2 separate regions of the Homo sapiens genome follow, and region 1 is linked to region 2. A link is a loop called in an ENCODE intact Hi-C map of the cell type or tissue named here. Cell type or tissue: endothelial cell of umbilical vein. All regions are shown on one strand.

Evidence for each region. A loop is a pair of places that touch in the nucleus more often than their neighbours do. Peaks named below come from ENCODE experiments on the same cell type or tissue, not always from the same donor. Only the 100,000 strongest peaks of a DNase experiment are listed, where the experiment ranks them.
Region 1: a loop joins it to region 2, with 3 times the contacts of the local background. A loop is called at or near these places in 27 of 110 quality-filtered maps.

What each region holds. Positions count from the first base shown.
Region 1 is chr5:78,634,499-78,642,498 of GRCh38, forward strand. The region is part of intron 1 of LHFPL2 (LHFPL tetraspan subfamily member 2); the gene reads right to left. Among named protein-coding and RNA genes, the nearest start is that of LHFPL2, 10 kb to the right of the region's middle. In endothelial cell of umbilical vein, no CTCF peak of the experiment used is centred here; DNase peaks (open chromatin) are centred at 4,103, 5,503 and 6,473; H3K27ac peaks cover 3,090 bases.
Region 2 is chr5:78,522,419-78,530,418 of GRCh38, forward strand. All of the region lies in intron 3 of LHFPL2 (LHFPL tetraspan subfamily member 2), which reads right to left. Among named protein-coding and RNA genes, the nearest start is that of LHFPL2, 120 kb to the right of the region's middle. In endothelial cell of umbilical vein, no CTCF peak of the experiment used is centred here; DNase peaks (open chromatin) are centred at 1,543, 1,953, 3,873, 4,833 and 3 weaker places; H3K27ac peaks cover 8,000 bases.

The DNA.
Region 1 (8,000 bases), 110 kb after region 2:
TCCCACGCCTCCAAAGGCCTTCCATGGCCAAACACACCGCCACACCTGCTAGCCCTCAACGATCATGGCTCTTCCACCTGTCTCTCCCCACTAGACTGTGAGCTTTCCAAGGGGTGTAATAAGCATGTGTTGAATAAATGACTGAATACATAGCCATATGGACTCACCTGGAATAAGAGTTTCAGGCCTGCATTCCATCCCCTCACCCTTTCCAATCCAAAGAGGCAAAATGATTTGCCCAAGGCCGCAGAGCAAGCTAACAGCAAAGGAAGGTCAGGGAGGCAGAACAGACAGTTCTTATCAATTTCTGCCTTTCACAGGCTGTGTTCCCATCTTTCCTGAGTACCATGCCCCCTTGAGGACAAAGACATTTTATTTGTGATAAGAATGGAATCATTTTTTGTGTGTTTCATTTCAAGAACATGGAGGAACATCTTATGAATCTTAGAATGTGGGGCACTAAGCCCAATCTAGGGACACCAGGGGAAGAAGAGTCGGGAAATGGCTGTGAGCCGTGGAGTGGGTCAGTTCTTCACAGACATTCCCAGAGTTCTGGTCCCTCGGGAGTGCTTCTGTGTAAGTCCTCTGTCGGTTCTGGTTTACTCCGACAGCAGAGACAAGAGAATCTCCCAACCCATCCCCACTCTGTTCTCAAAACATACTCCACCACTTACACAAGCTTTGGCTTTGGCAGCAGAATGCCCAAGTTCAGTTTCTTTTTGCCAGCCAGAGGCTGAGAACTCTGCAAATGTAATGACTCTTTTCAGATACGACAGAGAAAGCATGCACTAATGCACATTACCTAGGTGGCATGCAATCTCAGGAGAGTCAAGCCCTTCTCTTCAAGTCCTCTGGGAAAGACGCCCCCAACACTCCCACCGCCCCCTCTTCCCCCAGGGAAAAGGGATGGTTTCTGCCGCTGGCCAAGCTCACCTGCTAAGCAGGTACAGAAAATGGATCATTTTCCAAGTCTTGGATTTAGCTTCTCTCTCACAACCAAACTGACTTTAAAAAACAAAACCGGCCAGGCACAGTGGCTTACGCCTGTAATTCCAGCACTTTGGGAGGCCCAGGCGGGCGGACCACGAGGTCAGGAGATCGAGACCATCCTGGCTAACACGGTGAAACCCCGTCTCTACTAAAAAATACAAAAAATTAGCCGGGTGTGGTGGTGGGCGCCTGTAGTCCCAGCTACTTGGGAGGCTGAGGCAGGAGAATGGTGTGAACCCGGGAGGCAGAGCTTGCAGTGAGCCGAGATCGCGCCACTGCACTCCAGCCTGGGTGACAGAGCGAGACTCCGTCTCAAAAACAAACAAACAAACAAACAACAACAAAAAACAACCAACCAACCAAAACAATCCTAGGTACAATTATGGTGTTTAGTCTTAGTTTTCATATATAGATCACCTGGCTTTTCATTACAACTAGTATGTGAAATGGCCACATTAGAAGTGTGCCAAATGCATCGTAAATTATATTAAAGTTCCCATCACACACACAGACACACACACACACACACACGCGCACACAAACACCAATTAAATGAATGGGAACAAGTTCTGCCTAGTGCCCTCCCAGGCATCCTGTGCTCTTCTTGAGCTGCCTGGACACCTGGTGCCTGAGGCTGCCGTCTGTGGCCCTGCCTCCTGCTCTGCCCTCCTTGAAGAGTGCCCCACACTCCACCCTATCAGAATCCACTCTTGCATACTCTGATCCTGAGAAGCATTCTATTAAGTTATTCCTGTTAACGTATAAATCACAAATGCATTGCCTGTCCTCTGTGTGCTTACACGTCTAATAAGAGGCTTAAAGGGAAACACTTCACCCAATTTCTCTAATGGTAGAATTGTAAGTACAACAGTAAGTGAATTCCACCTTTCGGGTAAGGAGCTACTTCTATATCCAGCTGATCCCCCCACACTGACCATTTCCTACTTCATTGGTTTCATAAGCTGACTTTGCCCCTAAGGTAAGGCTGAGATGGATCCTGCATCTTTAGGAATAGAGGTTAATTTTCATACAATTGTGGAAGGGCAAACTCCTTAACCTTCCAATTCACCTGGATCAGAATCAAGCTGGTCTGTGGAGGATGGGGCCCCTTCTTCATCCATTTCTGGTCATCCATTACTTAACAACGCTCATTATCTCCAGTGTCTGAACCAAAGTAGGAAAGAGTGGGAAAATCACTATCGAGACATTCTTAAAGACTTCTCTACAGAGGCCCAAAGCTTATGTAGTCCAGTATCTTTGAGCACTTAATAATCAGTGTCTGTAAAACCTTCCTAAAAATAAAGGCTTCACAGAACTGACTTCTTACACCATTAACAAAGGCCTCTCTGATTTGGCTCCATCCAAGATAAGAGCCTCTCTGTAAAAGCAAAAGCATGTATTAAGATAAAAAGTGAAGTGGATCCAATGGGACAGAAGACAGCCCTTCACAAGCAAGTATCTAGGAGGCCAAGAAATAAACAGGCAAGGGTGTCCCTCAGACATGGCCAATATCACAAGCTCAGACAGACAGGTTTCTAAACTGATACTCCTCTAAATTGGTTTTTCTAGAGCCTTCCTGATCATAAGAACCACCTAGAAGCTTTGTTTAAAAGACACAGATTCCCAGGACCCACTCCAGACCTATGAAGCCAAAACCCCGGGTAGGGTCTGGTCACATATGTCTAGCTAGCACCTTAGCAGAGTGTCAGGCAAGTTTCAGAAATAATGCTCCAAATGAAACAATAGGCAACCTTTTAAAAGCTTTGTAATCGCATAACCTTGAAGTTATAGGGTATGTGGGAAAATGCAGGTTTAATGGAAGGAAGTTAGAGCCTTCCTAATCTAGTTAAACTTATGGAATATAACCAACATGTAATGAGGAAATCATTTTAACTAGCTTGGGGGGAGGGGGGGAAGCCTTCCCCTATACCTTTACCATATCTCAACTGGAAGAGCTCATAACCTCCCTGCCCTAAAGGATTAAAGGCATCCCTGCACAGTGGCTCCCAACAGCTATTAAAGGCCCAAATGGAAGTGCCAGGGCTGAGGGCTCGCAGTCTCATCCTGATAGAGGCCAGCCCTAAGTAGCAGGTGACCAACTTCAAGTCAGACCTCACAGGCCCTCCTGGCATGCACGGTTCAGCCCTGACATTTCTCAGCCGCCAGATGCCTATTCCATAGTCTCTTTCATGCTCCAGTTTAATGTGAGGCCTTGCTATTCAAAGTGAGCTCCACGGGAGTAGCAGGGGAAGCATCACGGAGAGAGCTTGTTAGAGATACAGAATCCTAGGCCCTACCCAGCCCTGCTGTATCAGAGTCTGTATTTTAACAGGATTCCAGCCAATTCTTGGGCACAGTCAAGCTTGAGAAGCCCTCCTGATGGGGTAGGGACTTCTACCCACAACTCTGGAACATCAGCCTCCCCACTCGGGCACCAGCCTCTCAGAGGCCTTCCTCCCTCACACTGTTCACTCAAGTCTTGTCAGTGCTGGTTTGTCTTGGGGCCAGATCACCATCAGCAGGACCCAATGAATAGCTGACAACCCAAAGCCCAGTTTTTAGGAAGTTAAAAGGAGGCAATAAGGGCCGGGCGTGGTGGCTTACACCTGTAATCCTAGCATTTTGGGAGGCCGAGGCAGGTGGATCACGAGGTCAGGAGATTGAGACCATCCTGGCTAACATGGTGAAACCCCACCTCTACTAAAAATACAAAAAAATTAGCCAGGCATGGTAGCAGGCGCCTGTAGTCCCAGCTATTCGGGAGGCTGAGGCAGGAGAATGGTGTAACCAGGGAGGCGGGGCTTGCAGTGAGCCGAGATGGCACCACTGCACTCCAGCCTGGGTGACAGAGCGAGACACCGTCTCAAATAATAATAACAATAATAAATAATAAATTAAAAAACATAAAAAAGGAGGCAGTAAGTTCTGATTGTGTCTCACATTCTCATCTGGCTCTAACATCTGCCTCCCTTCGAGGGCAGGACTATAGACCTCGTGATCGTAAATCAGCAGAGACAATCCAAAGTCAAACAATACCATGGAATGCTGGCTCTTTGGTTCCAGCACAATGTTAATGAGGTCGAGGTCACGGGTATGATTAGCTTCCTCTGTATCTTGGCACAGACTCCAACCCTCTGCCCTCCGGCCGCCTGCAAAGGCTGACGCACCCTTGGTTACTAAGAGGACTGGAGGAGAATGACAAGGGGAGGCTAACAGAGCAGCACCAGTTAATGACTCAAAGAACCTGAGTGGCTGACGGGCTGCATGTATCAAAGAATGACTTGTGGCCCAGAGGGAAGGCTGACAAGACAGACGACCAGGTCAGAATTCAAAACTATCTGGACAGGCCAAACATGCCAGAACTGAGAAAGCTGAAATTTCACAAGAAGAAATGAAAGTCTCATGATCAAGGTTTCAAAAATCAAATATACACATCCCAAACTAGAGGAAATCTAATTGGATGGCAGTTATTAAGTTTTTAAAATTTTTTAAAACATTCAAGTTTTGTTGACCAATATGGATATTAAGAAAGCCAGAAGCCTCTTAGGACCAGAAGTCTAGTTTCCAGACCAAAAGGAGCAGTGGTTCTTGCCTAACATGGCTGGTCAGACTATCCTAAGAGGCCCCCCAGCCACCTGTCCACACAGGTGTACACACAAACTCTCACACCTTCCCACCACCACCACCATTGGGGTTCTTATTATTCAGTGTGGCCTCTTCACCCATACTGTCCCTGACTACAGCTCTTTTTGGCTTGGTAACATAGTGTAAACATTTCACACATCAGCTTAGTTCCCTCTCATGCTGCCCTTTCTTTACAATACACTTAAGCACAAGCTGGGAAAAACAAACAAACAAACAAACAAACAAAATGCATAAATAGTCAAGACAACCTAAGCACACCCACTTACCAAAAGGATTCAGATCAAAAATGACTTACAGTCACCAGTTTAAGCCGGCACACTATGCTACGAATTACAGCATGAATCCATGCAGAGTCAGTAATTAAGTCGGTAATTATGAGTTTTCACTGCAGAAGAACCCTGAAAGGCCCACTGTAAGAAGGAGCAAATGAAAGAGTATCTGTTTAGACATACCTCTCTAGAATGTAGAATCATCTTCTAAGAACGGACAGTTGGCCATTTTAAAAAAAAAACAAATGTGATTTTAGATTGTTTTTAAAGTTGTGAGCCATGTTTTTCTTACGTATCTATTTAATATACAAGTGTTAGTCATTTACAAATACAAAAACACTGCTTACTGGTAAGTTTGTAATTCCCAGACTATCCAGTCTGTTATTTTTAATTCAGAAAATGTGTTCTCTATGAGCAAGAGAAAGTTAATTTTTTAAGAAGTTATTTTGCCCTTAATAAGTGTGTGCCATGCACCACTTATCTGAAGATTGAATGAGGCTCCTGTGAATGCAATTACAGCCTTCCTTAAACAACTGGCTAAATGCCTTAAAACTAGAAAACATGTGAAATTCAGTCCAATTGCAGCCTGCCCCAGGAGAAAGGAAGCTTGAACTCCAGGTGCCCCGACAACACAGCACAGTGTGGAAAGAAAGAAAATGCTGAACAATAGAATCAGGAGAGGAAAAAGAGTCCCTCTTAATTTTCCGGGCATGTGGGGAGCTTGTTGCTAAAGAAATATTTAAGATCTCACTGCTGGTTAAGGTTCAACTGAACAGTGAAATTAAAAAACAAAAAAAAAATCAAACATGCCAGTACAGCACTTATTTAATTCAGTATTTCTTATCAATCAGGTTTATTTCAGTACTTCTTATCAATACAACAGAAACACCTCTCAAATCACACTTAAAATGTTTATGAAAACATACCAAACATACCCATTATAAGGGGTGGGGTCTTCCCTATCATTCAGAGGAAGCTGCCCCATTCTGGATTTGGGTTGCAACCCCCAGTCCTAGTTACATTCCTGCAGCCTTCCAGTATTTATAACTATATCAACAATGAGTAGGAACGTCAGTTCTGTTTAAAGACAGGAACTGCCTTACAAAGGATGCACCATGGATATCAAGCAATGTATGATGTTGTGACCAAAACCACTGATCCAGTTTTGTACAAAAACCAAAATACTTCCCCAGCTCTTTAGTTCTCATTTCAAAAAGTAACATACTACTTGTAGAAAATCTGAGAAACAGAAAAATAAAGAAAAAAAATTAGTCACTCATAGCCCCATTAAGATAACCAGTTAAAATTTTAGTCTCTGTCCTTCCAACCCTGTTAAGCAGGCAAGGATGAGGTGAGGTGTTATTGCTGGTTACACAGACTAACAATGATTAATCATCCCCACTGGACTTACCCTAAATCCACAGCAGTAAGAGGAGTAACGGTTGTGCCTGCAATTCAACAAGCATTCACTGGGGCCTGCTTGGCACACTCTCATTTATGCCACAAATGAATGAAATGCAAATTAACACCAGTAGCCCTTGAGGGCCATTTGGTAACCTCAAAAAAGAAGGTAGATAAACCTCATCCCTGGTGGACATGAAAACAAGAGTTAGTTATCCTAGTACAGAGAGTAGGAGAGCCTGGCCACCCTCTCTAAGGCAGGGAAGGAAATGTTTCAGAGGAAGGGTGTGCAAAGCAGTTGGAGATGAAGACCTGGGAACCACACACATGTGCAGCTGCCCATTAGCAATGCAAGGGTTCCTGGGAATCTGTGTGCTTTTAGGACCAGAGAGATTCAGCCCACAAGGGAAATGTTCTTAGTCCCACAAACAGGAAGAGCTTTAAAACTGTCAGAACACCCTAGTTTCCATACATCAACCTGGGCTACTATCATCCACCTATTACCCTTGTGCAGTCAAAGGCCAGACAACCTGGTTACGTCTAGTTGAACCATGCTCTGTGCTTAAGGCACAAGGAAAGAATTGTTTCTACTGCTGATGTCACCTCAGCGTTAAACATTGTTCATTATTAACCAGCTGAAATATTCTTCTTTCAAATACTATAACTGGGTGCAGGTTTCCTTGCTTATTTTTTTTTAAGGTGAAGAGTTGTGAAAGTTAGTTTGACTGAACTTCCAAAGTTCACCCCCAAGTAAATACCTTGGAAGTCTTAAATAAAGTTTGACAAAAATATTTGTAAAATAGTCTCCATAAAACCACTTAATCATTATAACATGTTATTAAATCAAAGTCAGAACAAACCCAGAAGAAAAATCCAAATACACTGAGGTTCTCCTTTCTGGACCTGCCAACTGTCAAAATCAAAGTTGGGTGTTTCTCCTGATCTAGCTGATTAAAGTTTAGGAAAATGTGCAGATAACACACCTTTTTAACCGTATTCAATATTTTGTAGACATACACAAAACTAGTTTACATTCTCAGCAAGTGAAGTTCATCTTACATTTTCTTAAATATATTTATTGTATTTAAGAAAATGTACAGTATACACACACACACACACACACACACACACACACATATATGCTCAAGCTGCTATAATAAAATACCATAGATTGGGTAGCTTAAATGACAAACATTTATTTCTCACAGTTCTGAAGGCTGGGAAGTCCAAGATTAAGGTGCCAGGAGATTTGGTTCCTGATGAGGGCCCTCTTCCTGGCTTGCAGACAGACAGTCGCCTTTTTGCTGCATCCTCACACACTGGAGAGTGAGCTCTGGTCTCTCTTCCTTTTCTCATAATGACACTGATCTTATTATGGAGGTCCCACCCTCAGTATCTCATCTAAGCCTAATTACCTCCCAAAGGTCCTGCCTCCAAATACCATCACATAGCGGGTTAGGGCTTCAACATATACATGAATCTGGGGGACACAAATATTCAGTCCTTAACAGACACGTGTATGGTATCAATTTTGTCAGTTACACATCCTAGCTATCAAACACATTCACAACCATTCCAGGTACATCCCTCTTAACTAGCTCAGTTTAAAATAACAAGCAGAACTCACCAAGTCTGCAAAATAACATCAGTACAAGCCTGGTCATTTGAGGCTAAAGTCAAGGGCTTGATGGACAA
Region 2 (8,000 bases):
AGAGTGAGACTCTTGTCTCAAAATAAAAAAAAAATTTTAAAAAGGAGTCTCTCACATTGCTGACCTCCCAAACCAAAGAATTCACGTTAATATACGTTTGCTGACACTTGTTTATCACTGTGATTACTAACAGCCAACTTTTATTGAACCAAGCACTGAAGTTCTAAAGTGGTAAGGCAATTCAGACACCTCTAGAACCAACCCTTGTTCACAACCAATTGTCCAAGGTTGAAGTACTGGACAATGGGGGTGGAGAGGGAAGGCAGGGAAGGAGACCTGAAGATACTCTTACTGCCCTCCGGAAACTTATTAACACTGGAATCAGGAAATACACAGATATAATAAAGACCTGAGCCACTGAAGACCATAACTAGGTCATTGAGAACTCAGTGCCCTGATGTGGGTAGGGCAGGACTGAGGGGTGAGAATCTTGAGAAAACCAAGATAAGGTTTTATCAGGGATATGATATCTGGGAAGTAAACAGACGGTTAATTCAAATGGGAGAGTTGTAGCTGAGGGGGGAGAAAAGGTTGACGTTTTTCTGCATCTGTTGTATAACCCCAGATGGTCGCATAAAAACACTTCTTAATAGAAGTCAAGAAGGGTGGACCATGCTGACACTGCTTATGTTCTCAGCAAGACAGAAGTGGCTGATAACCCTTTTCTGGCGTGTGCACGTGTGTGTGTCTGTGGTGTGTGTGTGTGTGTGTGTGTGTGTATTTCTGCAAGTAAAAATGGAAAATGAAGGGGCGAGTGATTTTTTAACCCAGGCATATCTGCTAGCTATATAGTATGATGAATTTCAAACAGAAGAATTAAAACTCACCTTATGTTCTCACAGCCCCTCGTACCCATTCGAATTCACTTTTTAACTCACAGGATTATTTGTGAACTTTTTATAATGGTTTACGAGGAACTAGAATGACCCTTAACTACTTTAAATATGTTAGGCACTCAGGAGACTTGGGAGCTCTCAGTGTACAGAAAGCCTGGGGTAGGATGGAGCTCCCCCACAGTGAGGGGGTAGAAGAAGGCGGGAGGACCAGAATGTACCCTGGGGATGCTATCTGCCTGAGACAGGCAAAGGGGGGAAATCTGCCAAAGAGACAGAGGACAAGAGACAACCTGCCACAGAGATAACCTGCCAAGGGCGAAGAATGAGGGGGGATGGTCCTAGAAGGCAAGGGCGAGGACAGAATGAGGGTGGCAATGGCCCACAGGGGCCAGTGGACGTCATTGACAGTCACAGCCTGAGAAACAAACATTTCCCCCTAAAAAGAAGTAATGAGTCCAGCAGGAACTGAAGTCAGTCTTGCCGTGGCCCGAGATACACTTCAAAATGTTGCGCGCTGCAGTTTCACTAGATTCTCAATTTCTCAACCCCAAACATTTAATTAAAAGAAAAAAGTCCCAAGCAGTACTTTATCTGAGGAGTCATTACAATAAACAGGCAGTTAGTACAAGGTCAAGATAAGGAAGAATGTGAACAATACAATGGTGTAGATGCTGTGGAGGGGCTGGGCAGGGGGCTGAGGGAAGGAAACGAGCCGGACAATGCACAGATGTCTATGTTTTCGCTGCCAGGAGTTCAGACAAACAGGAAGACCTTAAACTTCTCCAACTGGGAACACTCGGTTTTGCCTGATGAGCAGAGGGGCTGAGCACATGACTAGAACACAGAAACAGAAGGTTGTCATTAAGGCTACAAGACTCGCTCCACACAGAACCCACACCCAGCCTCCTTCTCAGGAAAACCCGGGCCTTGCTCACCTTGCGCCCAGGTTATGCTCCTCGGCCTCACAGCCTTTTCCCTTGGGCTGCTCAGTGAGGTTTTCGGGCACACTCACTCATGGGACCCAATAAGCCCAAGACACCAAGTTTCACAATTTTAGAATTTCCTACTGACATCTAGCAGAGAATTTATGTGTATACAGCTTCTAAGTGGGAACCAAAGAAAAAATGTCTGGCGTAATTATTCAAATGTCATGCTCTGTTCCAACAATAATATCACAATGGAGGTATAAGAATTGTTAGATATCCGGCCAGGCGCAGTGGCTCATGCCTGTAAACCTAGCACTTTGGGAGGCCAGGGCAGGCGGATCACTTGAGCCCAGGAGTTCAAGATCAGCCTGGACAAAATGGTGAAACCCCACCTCCACTAAAAATACAAAAATTAGCCAGGTGTGGTGGCGGGCGCCTGTAGCCCCAGCTGCTCAGGAGGCTGAGGCACAAGAATCGCTTGAACCCAGAAGGCAGAGTTTGCAGTGAGCCAAGATTGCACCACTGCACTCCAGTCTGGGGGACAGAATGTGACCCTGTTCTCAAAAAAAAAAAAAAAAAAAAATTGTTAGACATCCTCAGAATCTCAAAAGTTAGGAATCTCATGAAATGTTTTCTCTTTGGAAACAGTTACATATTTTTCTCCCTGTTGAGTATTTTTTAAATGTTTGAAACTATGCAAACAATAAATATTTCTTGAAATAATTAAAACTTCAGAACATTGTGTGGATATTTAATACTTGGTACTCCTTGAGTATTAAAGGTAAATGTTTCTAGATATAACAGGGTTTCTCAACTTCAGTACTTCTAACACTTGGGGCTGAATAATTCTTTGTTGCAGGGGCTGGTCCTATAAATTGAAGGATGGTTAGCAGCATTCCTAGCTTCTTCCCACTATATGCCAGTAGCGCGCTCTCAGTCGTGGCCAAAAACAATGTCTTTAGACACTGCTGAATGTTCCCAGGGGACAATCCTGCTCCAGAAGGTACTGCTGTGGTTTAGACCCAGGGACTGAGATGAGCGTCAAATGCTGACTATAGGACACACTGGCAGAATAAAGCAGGGCAATCACTAATCTCCCTATGCCTCAATTTCCCCAGCTATAAAATGAGGATATCTTATAGGGTAGAGATGAAGACTAAATGAGAGAATACATGTAAAGTGCTTTGCATAAAGCACTGTAATGCACAGAGTAAGCATTCAGTAAATGGTAGCAATGATAATGGTTAAAGAAAAGTCACAGATCCATAACCTTGGAAAAATGAATTGAGCAGGTCATTCATGGGGTCATTAATAAGAACGAATGCCCACACAGCTCACATCTAAGCAGTCTGTACAGGGCACAAAGGCTAGTGTGTTAGAAACACACGGCCACTTATTAACACTCACCTTGATAAAAATCAAGTTGTTTTCATCCCTTGGAGGATAAAGTGGGGAGTAAAGAGAATAAAGAGAAAAGAGATGAAATGCGAAAACGGATACAGACTAAGGAGAAATATCCTGACACAAAGAGGAAAAGGTAAAAGTGTGCACCTTCTAAAAACTGCTTGAAGACACAAGTTAAAATAAACATGCTGCGTTTGGGAATAGGATACCACAGTGAGAGCTGGTGAGTATCTAAATAGCTGAAAATGGCCACTGCAAGGTGCAGAGGACAGTTGTGATGGAGCTAAGAAGAAAAGTAATATGGCTCAACACCAAGGAAGTAGGAAAGTGTGAGCACGGTAGATAGAGCCTCCTCTCTGGTCAAGAGCTGCCTTCCAGCTTCTTCCTATCTGAGCCTGCTGAAGAAGGCAGCAGAGCCACCCCAGCCTCCCCAAGTCCAGTGCCAGGGGCTTCAAACCTGGGTCTCTCCCACTAGCTGTTCCCCGGCCCCTCAGTAGGAAACTGAACAAAGCCCCGCTCTCTGCCTCTTCTGCTGGCCTCTGTAGCCCTGGCCCCCGCCACCACTCTACAGAGCACTCCATTTTCTTGCCTCCCCACTCCTCCCCACACTCCAAGTTTGTGTGTCACATACAGGCTGGGTGTGGACGGACTCACTGGAACACAAATACTGTGAGTCAATCAGCACTCAAATCTCCTTGGGTTTAGAAATAGTCAGTGACTTTTTCCGGTAGCTGAAGTCTGAAATAAGCTGTTAAAAACAATCATCTTGACTTTCTATCTGACTCATAGCGAATGCAACATTAAATTGAAAACACCTCCTAATTAGCCACTCAGAAATACAACCAAGTCTTTGTGAGACAAAGCCTGGCAATATTTACTGAAATACTGTCTTTGCGGTCTTCTTCTGAACCCATGTTATACTTACATCCCAGTGATATGCAGTTATCTATTCTGTCATTCAAATGCACCAGATCGTTCCTTCCTCATCAAAGTAAATTAAATAACCCAGAATAGCAGTGGGCTTGTGCCTAGTGCTTAAGGCTGCACACTTTAACATTCAACAATGTGCCCCAACCATCTGTAATCTTCTGAGCCCAAGTTGGGTCCACACAAAAACCCAGTGGAGGCGAGTGATTTTTTACCATGATATGCTATTATTATGTTATTGTCAATTGAATGCACTTCAAAAACCAAATGAAGAAGACAAGACAGACCTCCATTCTTTCCTGAAGGCTACACAGCACCCTCCATGTGACCCCAACATCCAATCAAAGACATCACCATGGCGTCGCTTTCCCGGGGAATTTTCACAAGATAAAAACATCCATAGCCCAGCTTGGAAAAGAAAACTATTTGATGCCAATGTGGAAGGACCCAATAGGTAGTTGAGGTTAGAAATTTGAATAACAGGCAACAAATACAGAGTTGACTTAAAATACCCTAAACTATTCTGAGAAACTCCAGAAGGTTGAATGTTAAATTCGCTTTGTCAGAATTAATTTGGGAAATATTTGGTCCTGCTTGAAGGAGAACTCCAGTTCCCCGGCCAGCATTTTGTCAAGTCACCATTTCCATTGCTGGCTCATGTCAGTGAGCAGTGTGAGTGACTAAGTGTTCCTCTCCTGCCTCAGCTGGGAAGATTAACATGGGGCCAAACGCCTTGGAGACAGGAAAACAAACGAACCCAGTTACTATGTTTTTAACTCAGTTCTGTCTGGAAATCAGGAAGCAAGACTCTGAAGATCAAGCTTCGGGAAAGCTCTTAATGCTGATGAGGAGTTTTTTTTTTTTTTTTTTTTTTTCCAAAAGTTCAAATGAGAAGTCACTGAGAGCCTAGAAGTAAAGAAGGCTAATAAATGACAACCGCACTTGCAGATTGCCCCCTGGGTGGTACAGTCAACAGCCACTGCTCAGAATGACTTTTAACTCAAAAGGATCAGAAATTTGGACCAGCCTCCCATCTCGTTATTTCACCAGACCCTTTTGTGTTCACGAACTTTGTATATAAAGTCCTCTGACTGGAAACAGATCTAGAAGGCCAGTTTCACTGCACTTCTAATGAAGTCAAGGGACGAAGGATTTCAGATTTTACTTCACAAAGAAAAAAAAAAGATTGTGAAATTTTCAACTTGTAATATTACAACAGTTTCTAGTCCCAGCAAAAGACAGACTAAACAACATCATTCAGCTGGGAAAATTAGCTACCCATCTTGGTCCCCACCCTACCCCAAGCTTTATTTATTCAGATACATGGCATTTACTGAACTGCCTGGATAAGAACATGAAGTCAGCAACACCTCTCGTTCTGAATCCTGAGGAGTGTAAGCGATTAAGAGTAACATCCAATGGTCATTGATCTCTACTGTTTATTTCTCGTTTCTCAGTTCTGATAACCCTCCTTGATTTTCTGAACCTGGAGCTGCCAGCTATTTTCCATCTCTGAACCACCACTATCTGTCTAAAATTGGATCTCTCTTTGGCTTAACTGTGCTCCCAGTAACATAAAACAATACTGAAATGCTTAAACCAATGCATTTCTTGTGGGCACTTAGTCACAGAACTGTACCTGCTATGGGCTTCCAAGTTCTATTGTTCTAACTCAACTCTGCTGACACACTCTCCATTTTATGCTCTAAGACTCCTTTATCGCAGGGGTCCCCAACCCCCAGGCCACAAACCAGTACCGGTCTGTGGCCTGTTAGGAACTGGGCTGCACAGCAGGAGGTGAGTGGTGGCAAGCCAGAATTACCACCTGAGCTCTGCCTCTTGTCATATCAACAGTGGCATTAGATTCTCATAGGAGCACAAACCCTATTGTGAACTGTGTGTGCAAAGGATCTAGGTTGCATGCTCCTTATGAGAATCTAATACCTGATGATCTGAGATAGTTTCATCCTGAAACCATCCCACCCCATCATACATAGAAAAATTGTCTTCCACGAAACAGGTCCCTGGTGCCAAAAAGGTTGGGGACCGTTGCTCTATTGTATTCATGTTAACTCATTACCATGTTTGTACACTGGTTATAGAATGTGTTTCTGCAGCAATAACTAACAATGATGGTGCCATTTAGAGGCCCTACCAAAGCAGCAGGCACAGTTATGTATGTGTACCCACTAAATGCACCACCCCTTAACTCCCTCACAGCTGTCAGGTAGGTGCTATTATGTTTCACAAATAGGAAACTGAGGCAATGGCCATTTAAGTGTATCAATAAATATAGAGCATTCCCTTCAACACCCAAGACAGTCACAAGCATCCACATTCAAAAGATGTTAATAAATACCAACAACCAAGATACGTCTATTTTAACCAGCCTAATGCTAACAGATAAAAACAGCTTGTTTTTTGAAAGCCAAATGTTAATTGGCAGAGCCCTGTCAAAGGCAAGTATTTTCATACTTTAAAACTTTTCCCAGGTATGGTAGCTCATGCCTGTAATCCCACCACTTTGAGAGGCTGAGACGGGAGGACTGCTTGAGGCCAGGCGTTCAACAGCCTGGGCAACATAACAAGACCACGTCTCTGAAAAAAAAAAAAAGAAAAATTTAATTAGCCAGACATGGTGGCATGCGCCTGTAGTCCCAGCTACACAGGAGGCTGAGGTGGGAGGATCACTTGAGCCCAGGGGTTCAAGGCTGCAGTGAGCGATGATTGTGCCACTACACTCCAGCCTGAGCAACAGAGTGAGGACCTATTTCTAAATAAATAATAAGAATTAAAAGTTTGCGCAGACCAACACCTGGAATCCTGTAGCAACTGCCTTCATAAGAACTGAAAAGGACTCTTACTGATGACCTCGCTTTACTGTCACAGTATTCCTGTGAAAGGTTGAAAAGCAGAGAGAAAGTATAACACTTTTCCCTGAAGCATGAAGCCACACATTGCCCCTGGAAAGCATTTTGCAGCCTAGCAGTAACAGGGGGTTGGTGCAGGATGGAGCCAGGCCACGCAGCAAGGCTGGCATGTAGCATACGGGAAGCGGAGCTTGCAGTGAGCCGAGATTGCGCCACTGCAGTCCGCAGTCCGGCCTGGGCGACAGAGCGAGACTCCGTCTCAAAAAAAAAAAAGAAAATGCTCACAGCTTTAAGAACAGAAAGCATTACATGACGAGACAGATGAAAGAATTTGTGAAACAAATCACTGAATTTTTGCAATATTAGAGAGTCTCAAGGAAGGAAATCATCTGACAGACTGAATCATAAATTTGTGCAATGCAAGAATTTATAAAAGCATCAGGGTGTGAATCATACCCACAAAATGTTTTTTAATATCTTTGCAAAAATCAGGCTCATGAATGTACCAACTCTTCCAACAGCACTTGTCTTTTTATTTCAGGTATTAACTGATTTACAACTTATTTTAAAAATTACAATAAAATCTACCTGCAAGACCAAATTTGTGGAAACTGGAAGAAGGGAGAGAAAATAAACTAGTTCCCAGAACAGAAGATTGGGCAAATGCCATTTTGCCCATGCCAAGTTAAGCCATAAGATCCATCAGGCACATTATTTTTAGTAAATTACTCAAGGACATTCCAATTCATAGCTAAACATCATCAGTAAAATTTTTTCAAAATTGCAAATAATTTTTTTAAATTTTTAATTTTTTAATTTAAAAAATGAGTTTCTCTGAAATACCAAGTGACTGTTAAAAATAATGAAAAAATTCTAACCCATGTCTCTAATAATCAAATTATACCATTAGTATTTAAAAACAGAAAATTAACCATTTTTGGTTTCACATATACATGTGGCTTTAGTCTACTGTTTCTCTAATACTTCTTGTAGAAGCATAACCACTAAGAAGGTTCACATGAAATCAGGCTGAACCA